Regions from separate parts of the Homo sapiens genome. Here region 2 is linked to region 1. Evidence: read pairs that join two places in POLR2A ChIA-PET (ENCODE). Cell type or tissue: Panc1. All regions are shown on one strand.

The links. ChIA-PET counts read pairs that join two places held together with the same protein. Peaks named below come from ENCODE experiments on the same cell type or tissue, not always from the same donor. Only the 100,000 strongest peaks of a DNase experiment are listed, where the experiment ranks them.
Region 2: POLR2A ChIA-PET joins it to region 1 with 10 read pairs; 3 of 35 experiments call an interaction of 5 or more read pairs at or near these places.

The regions. Positions count from the first base shown.
Region 1 is chr3:11,423,255-11,431,254 of GRCh38, forward strand. ATG7 (autophagy related 7) reads left to right here. Exons shown (of 21, transcript NM_001349232.2): 20 at 3,550-3,672. Among named protein-coding and RNA genes, the nearest start is that of ATG7, 150 kb to the left of the region's middle. In Panc1, no CTCF peak of the experiment used is centred here; no DNase peak of the experiment used is centred here; H3K27ac peaks cover 816 bases.
Region 2 is chr3:11,611,148-11,619,147 of GRCh38, forward strand. The region is part of intron 1 of VGLL4 (vestigial like family member 4); the gene reads right to left. Among named protein-coding and RNA genes, the nearest start is that of VGLL4, 29 kb to the right of the region's middle. In Panc1, no CTCF peak of the experiment used is centred here; no DNase peak of the experiment used is centred here; H3K4me3 peaks cover 212 bases; H3K27ac peaks cover 7,741 bases.

The DNA of each region.
Region 1 (8,000 bases):
ATCTTATATAGGTACAGTTTGTGGTGCCCCAAAACAATTACAATAGTAACATCAAAGACCACTGATCACAGATCACCACAACAGATATAATAATAATGAAAAAGTTTGAAATATTGTGAGAATTACCAAAATGTGACAGAGACACGAAGTGAGCACATGGTGTTGGAAAAATGGTATTGATTCCTTTGCTCAATGCGGGGTTGCCACAACTTTCAATTTTTTTTTCTTTTGTAATCACTAAACACATAGTACTCAACATTTCAAAAAAGATCACTTAATTTCAGTGGACATTTTTTCCTGACGTAACATTCTGGTTTATAAGGAATCTTGTTATTACTGAGGAATTGAGTTATTTATTAAATGCCTTTTTTTTTTCCAGGGGGTTAGGCTGTCAAATTAATTTCCCATGGCTAATCAGCCTGGGCTTGACTCTACGCACGTAATGGTCCTACACTCCCCCAGCTCTCTAGGACTTGCAGTCTCTCTGATCCTAACAGCCTGCAGGTCTTTTCTTACCAGCCAGGACTCTTTCCCAGTCCCTTCAGTGGTGCTCACCAGCCCCTCAGTTTCTCTGACCTTAACCTTTTGATCCTTATTCTGCCAGTCCCTTGGCTTAGATGGGTTCTTAATTTCTTTTCTCCCCAAATTTGTATTTTTCTGTCCTGACCAGAGGCGTCAGATTGTTCCACACTGTTTAAATGTGCCAGTCAACCTCTCTTCTCCGACTCTCTGCACAGCTGGGCCTCAGGGTCACCACTCTTCTCAAGCCCCATAGTCTAACCCTTCTCGGGTCACAGAGGACTTCCTGCCAGCTATCTAGACCCTAGAGCTCCCCTGCCTCCCGTCGCCTGGTCCTTTCGCTTTTCACTGCTGCAGCTTTGCTCAACCTTCCCTCCTCATTCCTGCCCCTGGGGGAGAGCTGCCCCTCCTTTCCAGTGCCAACCTCTTCATCAGTGCTTTAGAGTTCTGCCTCAGCACTAAACAAAAACAAAAACCAACTAAAGATTTTAGTATTTTTATATTAATATTTAAAATTGTCTAATTTTAATAAATGTTAAATAACATTTGGTTTTAAGAAATATTAAATATTCAATGTTAAATAATATTGTTTATTAACATTAAATAAAGGTGGGAGGATCACCTGAACCCAGGAGGTTGAGGCTGCAGTAAGCTGTAATTGTGCCATTGCACTCCAGCCTAGGTGACAGAGCGAGACTGTCACCAACAACAACAAAAAAAACACTGATTGCAGCAACAAAAGTTAGAAAGCACTACCCTTTAACAGAGAGCTGATTAAATTATGGTGTATTTATTATCGGTGGCAATTAAATAATTTTAATTTTAATAAATATTAATTTTTAATATTAAATATTTAAAAATCTTATTTTAATAAATATTGAATAATTATTAAGTAACACATGCACATGGATTTAAAAGTTAAAGTAGTATAAAATAATCTACAGAGGCTACTATTTGATGTCAGTTTGTGTGTATTTGCATTCTGCCAGAGATATTCTTCCATAGATGATACATGCATAAACAAGTATGTACATCCATGCATTTCTTCTTCTTCCTGTCTCCTCCTTCCACTCTTTTTGAACACAAATACTATCTATACACAGTCTAGATATTGCTTTTTAAATATATTGCTATGTTTTGGAAAACAATTTGTGTCAGTACTATAGACCTGCCTCATTCTTTTAATGGATGCAAAATATCCCTTTTTTTTGTTTTTGAAGACTCTGTCACCCAGGTTGGAGTGCAGTGGTGTGATCATAACTAGTTGCAGCCTCAACCTCCTGAGTTCAGGTGATCCTCCCACTTTAGCTTCCCAAGTAGCTGGAATTACAGGTGCACTCCACCATGCCTGGCTAATTTTTAAGTTTTTTTGTGGAGACAAGGTCTCACTATGTTGCCCAGGTTGGTCCTGAACTCCTAAGCTCAAGCAGTCCTCCTGCCTTGGCCACCCAAAATGCTAGGATTACAGGCATGAGCCATCGTGCCTGGCCCAAACAGTGTTTCAGTAAGCATCCTTACAACATAAGTCTTTGTGCCCATGTACAGCTTTATCATTATGAAGTCTTAAAAGTGGAATTGCTAGATTAAAGGGTGCCTGCATTTTCATCTTCTGAAAAGAAAAAAAATCTATTTCTTGTATAATTACTGTTCTGGTCTGTTTATGCATTGTTGATTTCTTAGATATGTCTTCAATGTCTGCTATCTTTTTAAAGCATTCATCTCTTTATTTCTTGTGAGTTCCCAGAGAATTTCTGAGGCATTCTGGTTCAGCGTTCTACGTTTCACAGTCCCTGTGATCACTGAATTCCTAAATGTGATACTCATTGTTTCTAAGAACTCTTTACTGTTCTCCTAGTCTCCTCTCAAGTGTATAGGCCTTTTATTTCTTAACTTTCTATGTAAGGATAACATATATCCAAAAAAAACACATAAGTCTTCTGTTCAACTTAATGAATTCTCAAGAAGTACACCTTATGTAACCAATGCTTAGATAAATAAATTATTGCCAGCACCTTGGAATGTCCCTTGTGCCCCTTACAGTCTCTCTGTGGGTAGCCACTATCTTTTCTCCTAACACCACAGATTCATGTTGCCTATTTCATTTTAATTTTATATAAATGTAATTGTACAGTACATACTGCTTCTTTCTTTTGTGTAACATTATGTTTGAAGGTAGTTTGTTCTCACTGATATATAGTATTCCATTGCATGACTATACCACAATCCATTTGTTCATTCTACTGTTGATGGTCACCTCAATGGTTTCTAGTTTTGGGCTATCATGAATAGCGCTGCTGTGGACACTTTTGTTTGTGTCTTCTGGTGCACATATGTACACATTTTTGTTGGGTGTATATACACATAGAGTAGAATTGCTGCATCATAGGGCATAGAGTCCTGGTTGTTCCACATCCTTGCCAGCACTTGGTATTTTCTTTGTCATTTTAGTCTTTTTGATAGGTGCAAAGTAGTGTTTCATTGTGGTTTCAGTTTTCATATCAACTACTCATGCCATGGAGCCCATTTTCATGTTTATTGGCTCTTTGGATATCCTCTTTTGTGAAGTACCTATTGAAATTTATTTTTCCATTTTAAAATTATTTTTAAAAATATATTTGGCTAGCTCGTATGTCACACTTTTTTGACAAAATCCTTTTTCTCCTCCCTTCTCATTTATCCTTTTAAATTTATTTTCTTGGCTTTTCTCTCACCTGTTCTTTTCTAACCACTGAACTTTAGAGCCACTAACTACTCCTAACTTTTCTAGAATTTTTAGTGAATTTGCATGAAACTTACTTTGAGAAAACATTGGTACTCAAACTGGAAGATAATGTTATTGTTATTCTAAGAAGGGAAAAGATGATAAATACTAAGCCGTACTAGTTTTTTGGCCACTAGATTGCATTATTATCCCCATGTTTAATTCTCATTTTAATTTTATTTTTGACAAGAGCTTGTTAGAAGTGAAAGTCTTTTAATTTGCATTTTAAGTCTGGAGACTCCTTTTTAAAAAATGTAAATGTTTTACAGGTTCTTGATCAATATGAACGAGAAGGATTTAACTTCCTAGCCAAGGTGTTTAATTCTTCACATTCCTTCTTAGAAGACTTGACTGGTCTTACATTGCTGCATCAAGAAACCCAAGCTGCTGAGGTAAGAACAAAACAAGCTTTCTGTAGTGAAGACTGACATGCTTAAAACTATTTGATATTCGCCATATGGAAAAGGAAGAAAGCAATTAATTTTAATTTTTGTAACTTAGAGCAAATATCACTAAATAAGTCTGCTAGTTACCAGAGAACGAATAACCCTCAGCAAGTGCTGGATACTGATGTGTGTAGGTTGCTGTCCAGTAGGTGCCTAATACACAAAATCAGTGTGATAAAGGAAGTATAGGTTGTAGATTTCCAGGCACCTCTTGTCCTTACTGAAGATCTGCATGTGTATGACCATTGGAGAGAGTTGGCTTTAATGTCCATATATCAAAATGTAAGTTGGTAAAGACATTGGACTCCAGCTATGTTCTTTAGAAAGAAGGTATTGGACTCTGGCCATGTTCTTCAGAAAGAACATGCCTGGCTTTTTCACGATTTGATCAGTCTTCTTAGACCCTGAACCCCACCATGAAATGGCTTCCCCAGACACAACCCGAGAGAGTTATGCTTTGTTTCTCAGCTAAAATATTTTGCAGATCTTAATTTCCTGGGTCATTGCATCATTTTTTTTTTTTTTTTAAAGACTGAGTTTAAGAAATAAATTATCGGCCGGGCGAGGTGGCTCATGCCTATAATCCAAGCACTTTGAGAGGCCAAGGTGGGTGGGTCACAAGGTCAGGAGTTTGAGACCAGCCTGGCCAACATAGTGAAACCGTGTCTTCACTAAAATAAAAAAATTAGGTGGGCATGGTGGCAGGCACGTGTAATCCCAGCCACTCGGGAGGCTGAGGCAGGAGAATTGCTTGAATCCTGGAGGCAGAGGTTGCAATGAGCCGAGATTGTGCCACTGCACTCCAGTCCGGGCGACGGTGCGAGACTCCGTCTCAAAAAAAAAAAAAAAAATTATTGTGTTTTTCCAAATGCTCGCTGTTCTTAGAAAAGGGAATGCTGTGTATGGTGGTAGAGCTATTTGGATCACTTGGCAAAATGTGCAATTCCTCAGAATTGATGAGTGAGATTAAATCAATCTTTTCCCCTTAGTTACCTGGATAAAGAAGCCATGAGGAGAAATGTAGCTTATGTTGTGTTTCCACAAACTATATAAGGAAAACCTTGACTTCCTGTGTCCTGCAGGGGTAGTGCACTTGCCATTAGTCCTTTTAAGTTGCAATTCTTCCCACCAGCTAAAGAGAAATATATAAATTATTTCTAGCTAGGTGGCAAAACTCCCCCAGCCATCTTGTCAAATGATTGCATGGGTGCAAAGATCTATAAATTCCTCCATAGGTTGCATATCCTCACCATTCAGGGAGGCCCCAAGTTGTCAATGAATAGATGGCCAGGCCCAATACTGGACCAGCCAGTGGTGAAAGGGCTGCTGTTTGGAGAGGTGGAGCTAGTGCTGAGTATAGGAAGACCATGTAGAAATACCAAAGTCAGACCCATTGGAGGTTTGAGCAGATTGTGAGATTTTTCAGGTACACCAGGGAGGCAAGATAGTACATCTCTAGTGCTGGACTTAAACTGAAGGCAGTCCTTCTTTAAATTGTTTTGGTGCCCTCTGGGCATTAAACAGATGCAGTCTTCCACTTATGGCCAATAGTTAGAGCCACAAAGAGTCTATTTCAAGTTTCAGGAGATGAATGGCATCTCTGCTGCTCTTTGAGAGACTTTAAGGTATTTTTCCCCTGAATTGTGATTGGGTTCCCAGGCAGGGTTCAGAACATTGTGTTTATTGTCTGCCGTATTATCTTTTAAGCAATGCTGTACTGCCTGATGGTATGGAAGAGGTAACATAGATGTTTGTAAACATACAGTCATTTGATGGCTAAGGAAGTTTTGCCACCCAGCTAGAAGTAACTTATGTATTGTTAGCTAGAAGAATTTCAACCTGAAATTGACCCAATTTTTCACTCTTTAAAACAGAGCAGTTGCTAGAATAGTGGGTAGGTTTCTAGATTTAACCTGGTTTATCTTACATTTTAGTTGGTCAAACCTTAATGGCTTTTTCAAAGACTTAGAGAAAGTTTAAAAGCAATAGTGACTAAATAGATGGTGGAGCAGAAGGGAGCATGGTTTCATCCACGAGCCTGAGTTTTCTTTTTGAATTTTCCTCTACTAAATTATATCTTTAGTTTTGGAATCATACGTCACATCAAATTTTAGATTAGAGATGGTAAACTGTTTGGCCTGTGAGCCAGATACGGCTTGCAGGTATGTATTTTTTGGCCTGCCCAGTTTGTTAAATTCTGAATAAAGCCATCATTTAAAAACCACAAGTTTTAGGCGGGGCGTGGTGGCTCACAGCTGTAATCCTAGCACTTTGGGAGGCCGAGGGGGGCAGATCACCTGAGGTCAGGAGTTTGAGACCAGCCTGGCCAACATGGTGAAACCCCGTCTCTACTAAAAATGCAAAAATTAGTCGGGCATGGTGGCACATGCCTGTAATCCCAGTTACTCGGGAGGCTGAGGCAGGAGAGTGACTTGAACCCGGGAAGCAAAGGTTGCAGTGAACCAAGATGGCGCCACTGCACTCCAGCCTGGGCGACAGAGCGAGACTCCATCTCAAAAAAAAAATCACAAGAGGGTCTGAATTTTCCCATTTCCAACTTTGAAAAATCAGATCTGGGAACTCCAGACATGCATCTCTTAATAGTGATGGTTAGCTAGAGCCAAGAAGCAAAGTTTATAGATAATGCACTTGATATAAAATTTAAAGGTATTACGAAATACTCTGGGCTGGGCATGGTGGCTCATGCCTCTAATCCTAGCACTTTGGGAGGCCAAGGCTGGTGGAGTGCCTGAGCTCAGGAGTTTGAGACCAGCCTGGGCAACACGGCGAAACCTCATCTCTACTAAAAATACAAAATCTAGCCCGGTGTGGCAATGTGCGCCTGTAGTCCCAGCTACTCTGGGATGAGGCAGGAAAATTGCTTGAACCAGGGAGGCAGAGGTTGCAGTGAGCTGAAATCGCGCGACTGAATTCCAGCCTGGGCGACAGAGCGAGACTCTGTCTCAGGAAAAAAAAAAAAAAAAAAAATTCTGTGAAAAGGATATCTTCCTTCTATACAGGTCCCTTAGCTCCTCAGTTCCTTTCCTGGAGACAAACACTGTTGTTACTTTCCTGCCCAGAGATATTCTTTAGGTTATATTCTTTATTTAGATGATGCCCTTTAGTAGGTGACCCTTAATAGGTATTTGAGCTTATAACCCGTCTTCAAAAAGGATCATTATTTTTCTTAACTCTGAATAGGACTGTGTTTTAAGATAAGGTTTGAAATATAGTACTTAGTAGAGGACCTCCTAGCAACAAAAATTACTGTTCTAACTACATCATTTTCTATTACTTTGAAAAATGTGTGTATGCGCATATAAGCAAAATATATAAATATATGTTAAAATATATATATACCTTTACGTATATCTGTGTAAAAGTAGTGTTTTGATTTACATACTTGATTCTCAATGCGTTTACAGGTGGTCAGTAATAAAAACACAGAATTCTGCATTCTACGTAGAAAGGTCTCCACTTATTTATTTTAGCAACACAATCAAGATGCTAAATTAATTCTCATTTTGGGTTAACTATTTACATCAATCAACATTGGAATTGCAAACGATTCAACTAGATAATTATATGTGACATTACCATTATATACTTTGTTTATAAAATACGTGTTTAAAAAATATACTGAACATCTTTTGAAAATCTGATACCAAGCACTGTGCTAGTAACTGAATACAGAAGTTAATGAGACACTGACCCTCAAGGGCTCATAGTCTAGTGTGAGAAGCTGACATGGAAATAGTGAGCTCTAATGCAATAAAAAATGTTTTAGTCATTTGTATATTAAGTGCTGAGAGAGCAGTTACTTCTGCCTAGGGGAATAGGATGTCAAGAAAAGCTTCACAGGAAGAGAACAAATATTTCACTTAGTTTTAAAGGATGAGTAGACTATTTTTAAAAATAAAAGTTGGATTTTGGCAGAGAAAGAGTAGAGAAGGGAAGGGCAAGAAGCCTAGGGCGTTCTAGACTGAATAAAGGTCTCCGAGGCCAAGTCTTTAGTATATTACTCAAAATCATGAGTAGTGTGATGTACTTGGAGCCACAGTTACCTGAAGTCAACATAATGTTTTTTAATAATAGCTTTATTGAGTTATAATTCACATACCATAAAACACACCATTTTGGCTGGGCGCAGTGGCTCACGCCTGTAATCCCAGCACTTTTGGGAGGCCGAGGTGGGTGGATCACTTGAGGTCAGGAGTTTGAGACCAGCCTAGCCAACATGGCGAAACCTTGTCTCTACTAAAAATACAAAATTA
Region 2 (8,000 bases), 190 kb after region 1:
GGGAGGAAGGGGAGCTTATTGGCTGAACCATGCCCACCCCTGGAATTAACACGTTAAAGTCCCAAACCCCAGTACTGCAGAGAACATGGCTGTATTTGAAGACAGAGACTTTAAAGAGGTAATTAAGGTGAAATGAGGTCATTAATCCAATCTGACTGTTGTCCCTATAACAAGAGATTAGGGCAAAGACACATTGCAGAAAGGCCACCATGCGAGGATATGGGAGAAGAGAAGGCGGCCATCTGCAAGCCAAGGAGAGAGCCTGCCGGAGAAATAAGCCCGCTGAGTCTTTGATCTCAGACTTCCAGCCTCCAGGACCAATGAGTTAATACATTTCTGTTGTTTAAACCACCCAGTCTGCGGAATTTTCTTCTGGCAGCCCCAGGAAACTAATCCAGAGAGGAAAGAAGAGAGGACGGGACTGAAACCTGGTTCTGACACCAAAGATGAACAGCTGCAACTGTCCCATCTGTCTGACCTAACATAGTGGGACTGAGATGAAAGCAACTGAACGTACAGATGCCGCTTCCAGACCAGAACCACCTGAGCACAGGAGGAAACAAACACATGGACTGGCAAGGGAGGAGAATGGGTTTCCTGGCTGGGCACTGGGCAAGTGGACAGCTGCGGCCTGCCCCTCTGACTTGGTGATCATCTGCCCTGCACTAGCCAGAGGAACCTCGACCTCCCAGGAATTCTTCTGCTTGCCTGTAAGAGAGGAGGACTAGGTTTGTGTTCACAAACCAGGCTGGGGCCTCCTTTGGATGGGGAGGCAGTGGGTCTGAGGTGGGACCTGCTCCCAGACATGTCGTACTGATGATACTGGTGCAGGAGGGATGGTGTCTGCTGGCGCCTCTGGTTTTAAGTATTAATAGCTATAATTTTACAGGGGCTGAAGGGAAAAAGATAAAAGAATGCCAAAGAAATTATGTCTATAATTCTCAACATCTATTGTGAATATACACTAGTTTTTTAATGAACTGCAGTTACTCTGAATACCAAAAAGCACTAAAAATACTTTAAATTAAAACTTGTTATCACATCCACACATTGTTATTCATTTAATTAGGAAGTTCTATACTGCTTAAAATCATTTTATTATCTTCAGGGCTAATAGAAGTCCCTGCTGTCTCATTTACCCTGTTGGATTTAGTTTACAACTGAACTGTATCTTGATAGACTATGTAACACTGCAACCTCCGTGGAATTGAGTAAGTGGGGTCAAACTAATGTCTTACTATACATATCATTTTGGCTTGAAGAAAACTCAGGTATGTAACACAACACAAACAGCCTGAAGATCATCAGATCTAGGTTTGAGGTTGGGTTTTAGCTTTGTAAATCATAAGATTCAAAAAGATCAAACACAAAACAAACAAAAAAGAATGAACACTCATCCACTTCCCTGGTTTCCCGATGCAGATTTAGTAACGACACCTACCTTCTATTCTTGGTCCTCCATTCCCTAGACTCTGGCTCTCAGGTAGCCTCAGAGGCCTCTGAGTAAACTAGGAAAGTGCAGTCCCCGCTTAGAGTGCGAGCTCCGCTGTGGCTGTGCTCGTGCAGGCTAAGGACTGGCATCTGCCTATTAGAACAGTGGTCCAAAGGGTCACATGCACTGACATGGCCCTGACACATCACCGGTGAACCCCAAGGAGACAAAGCCAGCTCAGAACCTTTAACACCAAGTGCACAGTCCTCCTTAATGGAAAAGGCTCTTAAAGCCTGGCAGAAATTCTGCACTATATTTACTTGCAAATCTACTTTTGTAACATTTTACTGTTAATGAGGAGGAGGAGAGTTATGAAAGTAAATTGTTAGCAGATGGTATTGGAATCAGGCACTTTGCTGGGGGCTCAATTTCCTCCCTGGTAGAGCTTATAAATGTTTAGAAGGAGTAGCTGGATGAGGGTAAGCAAAAAAAAAAAGAGGCTTGTTCAAACCTCTTCAGCAGTTGAGCCAAGCCTCCGGAGGGACCCTGGTTGCCACGAAACAGAGGGATTAAGCTGGTAATGGTATGATCTCTTCAAAATGTAAGTGTTTTGGTAAAAATACTCAAAAAACTTCTGTCTGCAAGCCCTGTACCATGTGACAGGTTAAGCACCGAAGGTCATATGCTACCATCTGCATTTTCAAGACATTCTTTAATTGGAGGGAGTTCCAGAGGGTACGACTGCCACAGGCCCTGAGATGGTTGAGTCCTGGAATCAGGCACTGATCACTAGAGGGGGAAAAAAGAGACACAGTCTTGCAAGTGCAGAGAGAGAACAGAAAACTAAACTTTCCCTCTTCTGATCTCCCGTAACACTCCGAGCCTCTAGAATGGCCCTGCCCACAGGCTGCCTAATGGAAGAATTCACCACGTGCTGCTCTTCTCTGTAATACCTCGCACGTGGTCCCGGGTACTGTTCTGGGAGGCACGGAGCAGCTCATTCATTTCTGTATCCCTGGCCACTCTACCAGTGACAGAGAAACATAGTAGAAAGTGGGCTGTGGAGTCAGAAAAATGTATGATCTTAGCAGTCTCTTCATCTCTCTTGAGCCTCTATCCAACTACCGTGAGGGATTTCTATGCGAATCAATGAGAATTCATATAAAGGTCCCAGCCCAGAACAGGCAATTTATTTATTACACTGTTTGTTGGATTCCATCTGTTGGTGCAATTCCCATTTGAAGGATAAGATGGCTGAACAAAGGGAACCTCTAACTGTCCTTCTCGCTACTCATGACAGGCCCCCGCCTCGAATACAGTCAGCCACTAGCCGATGGAAGGGGTCAGGAGACACAGTACCCAAGAGCCTGGGTGAGTGGGTGCTCCGAATCTGCTCCACCAGGAGCCGGCGACGTCATCTCAGAGCAGCTGCCTGACTTTCTATGACTGTTTCCACATGTGTGAAAATGGTAGTGTGAACCCACACACAGGCTCAGAGCGATACCCGGCACGGTGCCGCCTCCTCCCCACACACACTCTGGACTTACAGGCTTTCTTCCATGCACGTTTCTCCCTCCCTAGAATGTGTTCAGAAGCCCTCTCTGCCAATGCATACTCATCTGCACTTTCAAAACCCGACTTGAGTGCCTCTTGTCAGCCTCAGCCCCAAGAGCACCCCTTTTGGTGCCATCTACCTGGGCTGAGCTGCCTGGCAGCGTCCCTTGTGACGTGCTGCTGGCTCCAACTCAAAAACTACTCATTTCTCAGCAACACCATTGTGTGCTACCGCCAAACAGGCGATCTTGCTCTCTGCAGTAGGTTCCAGTCCAGACCCTGAGGAGTAAGATGGTGGTCCCGGAAACCAGTTCAAATTTCTCACTGGCATACAGAGTGCTGAAGGAAGGCTGTGTATAGGCCCCCCGATTCTGATCGTGAAATCTCATTATCAGTTCCAAGCCCCCCACGGAGCTGCAGTGGGCAGGTAGCTGGGACGAGACACATTCCCAAGTCAGATATCTCAGCCAGCCATCCAGGTTTCCCACGGAAATTCATTAACTCACTGTATTCCTTACTATTGCTAAATATGCTGGTTTCAGAAGCCACAGAGTGAATTTTCCAAGGATTAAAATAGGACACGAAGTTCAAAGATGTCTCAGTCCTGACACAGTGGAAGCAGCATTAGGGACTTGGGCACGCACACCATTCGAGAGCCTGACAACCCTGAAGACAAGTAAAGCGAGTAACTTAAAGTCAGCTTCAGTCAACCTTACTGCTGAAACAGCTACATGCCCAAGTAAATCATTTTAATTTTTCCAACTTTTAATTTCAAAAAATTTTAAAGCTACCCAAAAAGTTGAATGAGAACAAGAACATCCCATTCTCTTTACCTTGATTCACCTATCATAAGCATTTTTGTCAGTTTGTTTTAGCTACATGCATACACGTTTTCTTGCTGTGATTTTTGAAAGTATTAATAAGTGGGAGACATCTTATTTCACCCATAAATACTTAAGAACAGGGACATTCTCCTTCAGAGCCACAATACCATTATCATACCCAACAAAGTTAAAGTTGACGTATTGTCATTATCTAATATCCAGTTCACATTCCAACTTCCCGAACTGACCTGTCTCTTTTTTGGTGGCAGGGAGGGTTGGGGGAGGACTTCATTAATTAAGGGTCATATGCTGCTCAGTGAAGTTGTCATGTTTCTTTAATCTCCTTTCATCTAAAGGAATTCTTTTCTCTTTCGTGACACTGATGTTTTTAAATAATGCAGACCAATGAGCTGTCCCTACAAATTTTGGTGGCCTAATCATTTCTTTATGATTAGATCTGAGTTAAATCTTTTTGGCAAGAATACTACCCAGGTGATACTGTGTGCTCCCACCGCACTGCACCACACCGGAAGGACCTGGCGCCAGCCCATCCCATCACTGGGGAAGCAGAGCCTGCAGTACACACAGATTGCTCCTTGCTCTGTTAGAAACAAGTAAGCTCCTCCCTTTTGTAGTAATAGTTTGGGGGTGTGAATCCTGTCATTGTCACTCAATCACATACTCATTTTTTTGTTTGGGTTCTGTTTTTCTATTATTTTTATTTCCCATACTCATTTATTACACACCTTTAATTTGCAGTTTGAGAGTGCAGAGCTAAGCTGGATTAAAGACAGGGTCCCCAGATACAATTCAGCACAAGTCCAACTGGGGACACATTTTCATACAAAACACATTGAAAGAAAGACAGACAATACAATCAGGAGTAGCTTATACTCTGCCTGGAATAAAGCAGGTGCTTAGCAAATATTTGTTGAATAAGGGACCTGTATGGTTCAGGCAAATAAAAGCTATTAGGCCAATCTGCATCCTTTCCATTCTTCCTTCTCACATCACCTCACCCCTGGGGCTGAAAGGAAGTCTTCGAACGTGGCCACCCTGCCTCCCACCACGAGAGATCAGGATCCCTGACTGATTGGATTGCCGGAGTAAAGGCTCAACTGCCTCAACCTGATCAGCCCATCTCACCCTCTCTCTCCAGCCTTACCCATCTCTCTTTCTCTTCCCTCCCCCGCCCCTCAGACTCCACTGCTCCTGAGGTGTGGTCTGCACACGCAGGGGATGCCTCCCACCTCCCCTCCCACCTGCCTGGAACAGTCCCTCACTTTCAGGTCTGGTCTAGAGTGCAAGCCTCACCTTCTTCAAGCTCTTCCTCAGCAAGTAAGTGTTCCTTGGTCTTCAGTGTCTGAAAACATTTACAAGCATCCTGCGTTATGGCTCTTAATCCTATCGCCTAACGGTGGTACTATTTACAAACATTTTCACATGGCTAGGAAGCCTTCAGGCCACTTCCTAGACCCAGCTCATTCCCTAGGGCCTCCTTTCCTTTCCTAGAGCAGGCTCCAGGGATAAGCCCTGTCCTTGTCCTTTGCTATGTCCTTTCATAAAAGCTGCCACCCATGCTCTCTTATTGAGACAGTCCTCATCCCAAAACGATAGTGAAGTGGGACTTGTGTCCCTGCCACATCACCCCAAAAACTGACACATGGACATGGAACCTTTATTTAAAAGGCTAATTGTTGAATCCAGTCCTGTCTAAAGAATGTATACAATTTAGGACTGGCAGAAAAAAAATCAGAGGATGTGGTTCAGTGAAAGGCATTGTTGTGCCTGGGATGTTTGTAGGACTACTCCAGGAACTAAGGAAAACACACAGATGTTTGAGATCTGGTCTTTGCCTCGAAAATTTTAGTTCTAGTGGGAGTGATAAGTTATGGAGATAAAGAACTGTAAGGATGGAACATTATAAATGCCAAAATAAATCAGATGCTCTTGAAATGGGTGAATTGCATGGTATATTAGTTATATCTCAATAAAGCTGTTACCCCCAAAGAGCTTCTGGTTATGTAGGTTAATCTACTGACATTTATCATAGTAGGAATTAAAATGGGGAAGTTTTAAAATATTAATTAATTTGAAATAAAAAATAAAAAGAGATGCACTTTTTATTTTTTTAAAAAAAGAGAGCGATGCCACACACATTTTATATGAGGGAGACAATAATTCTAACTCTAACAGGAGTGGGATTTGAAAAACAGGCAGGATTTGGACACTTAGAAATGATGGGTATGAGCATTCCAGGCAGGTACAAGAGTATGAGGCAAGGCAGAGAGCAGGAATGATGCCATCTTTGTGCGAGAGCAATGGGACTAGAACAACGGGTTTGTTTCCTTAGACTTAAGGCTGGATACAGAGAGGTGGGTCAGATAATAAAGGGCTCTGAACACAGGTGAACGGCTGAGACCTGACGAGGCGGGTCACTGACAGGGAGCCACTGTAAGCACTGACACAGCTACAGGGAGGCTTCCGTGAGGGGTGCTCCAACACACCATGCCAGATGGGTGCACACACCTGAGTCAGGGAACAGGGCAGGGACGCAAGCGTTACGTGAGGAAGCTTCAACAATGTTCCTATCAGTGAGGATGGAGAAGAGGCAGGTTGAAGACACATTTTAAGGAAAGATCAGAGAGCTGGTATTCCAGCTAGTATTATACATTGACCTGATCTTTCCGAAACAGGCCACCCTCAGCTTCTTCCTAATAACTCTCTCAATGTTGACCCTTCCTTCGTATAAATTGAGAAACTATGAGATGAACAAGCCAGGAAGCTACACTTGTTCCCTAGCTTATCAATATGTAACAAGGAAGAGTGAGTTAGTGCTAGAACTCCATATTTTAAGTTCCACAGGTTGATCTAACAAAGTCTAATTAACCTCTCATATTTACATTTCAATCACTGTCAGGTGACGTTTTTATGTACTAATAAGATTCCATTTTTATTCTTGAAGAAAACTGTCAGTATACTCATTTTCTTTAAACAATTTAGATGTCCACTGTTTGATGGCAGGGGTTGTGCTAAGAGCTTCCATTTATCCATGATTAATCAACATTTATTCAACAGACATTTCCTAAAATCTGAGTTGTGAAGAACATCAAACAAATCAAATAATAATGCATACTTATAGAGGGAAAAATCTGAATACCGATGTTTAAAAACTGACTCCAATGAAATCTACCTATATTAAAATAAACCAATTCTAAAAAATCATCATCCTTCATTAGATTGGTGTCAGGCTAATATACAGATATGTTGGGTTTTTCACAGTATATGGTATATTCTGGAGTGCTTTTACAGATAAATTTTACTCAATAATTATAGTTTATGTAAGCTATTATTACAAGATGTCTGTATTATCCAATAAAAAAACTAAGAGGCTATTAGAACTGAAGTCAAAAGTATGTGACTAGCTTGAGAAAGTATTAAAATATTTATTGGAGAGTTACTGGAGAGTCAAACAGCTAATTTCATACATGGGTAAGTAATTAAATACCAAAATGTATTTATTTCTTAAGAAAAATGGCTTAATAATGGTGTTCAGCATAACCAAAGAATAGGTAAATCTGTAAAGCTGCTTTTTAAAGGTGCAATTGCAGACTTATTCCACAGATTTTAATGTTAATGGGAAATCGTAAGATCCTTATGCAAAAATTATACACAATCAAGGACTTTTGTTTCCTTACCAAGCTCCAAGAAAAGAGACTATTAAATAATAAAGTAAAAAAGTCATAGAATTTAACCTGAAAACAAATATTCCATTAGCATGTAAAATTTAATGTGTTTCCTAAACAAAATCATCCCCATGATGCCAAGAAGTTTTCTACTGGAGTGTGAAGGTGAAGGAGGTTTCCCCAAATTAATCAACCTAAAATATTGGGGGATGGGGATGTTGCTTACTTTTCATTTCTATTTCTTTCTATCCTCCCACCTCTCTCTCTTTTTACATTTACATTACCCAGTGAGCAAATTTTATCAATGAGAAGCCAGGAAGGGCTGACTCCCTTTGGTATATTTACTTAAGATATAAAGGCCAATCAACCATTGTGCTCAGAAAAGTTGTGGCCGTTTCTGGGCCTACTTCAGATCTCTCCTTAGCTCCAAGTGACTTATTATGAAGCCAAAGAAAGAGGAAAACTGAGCTGATCAAAGGCCAGGCTGTCATTAAGTGAAAATGA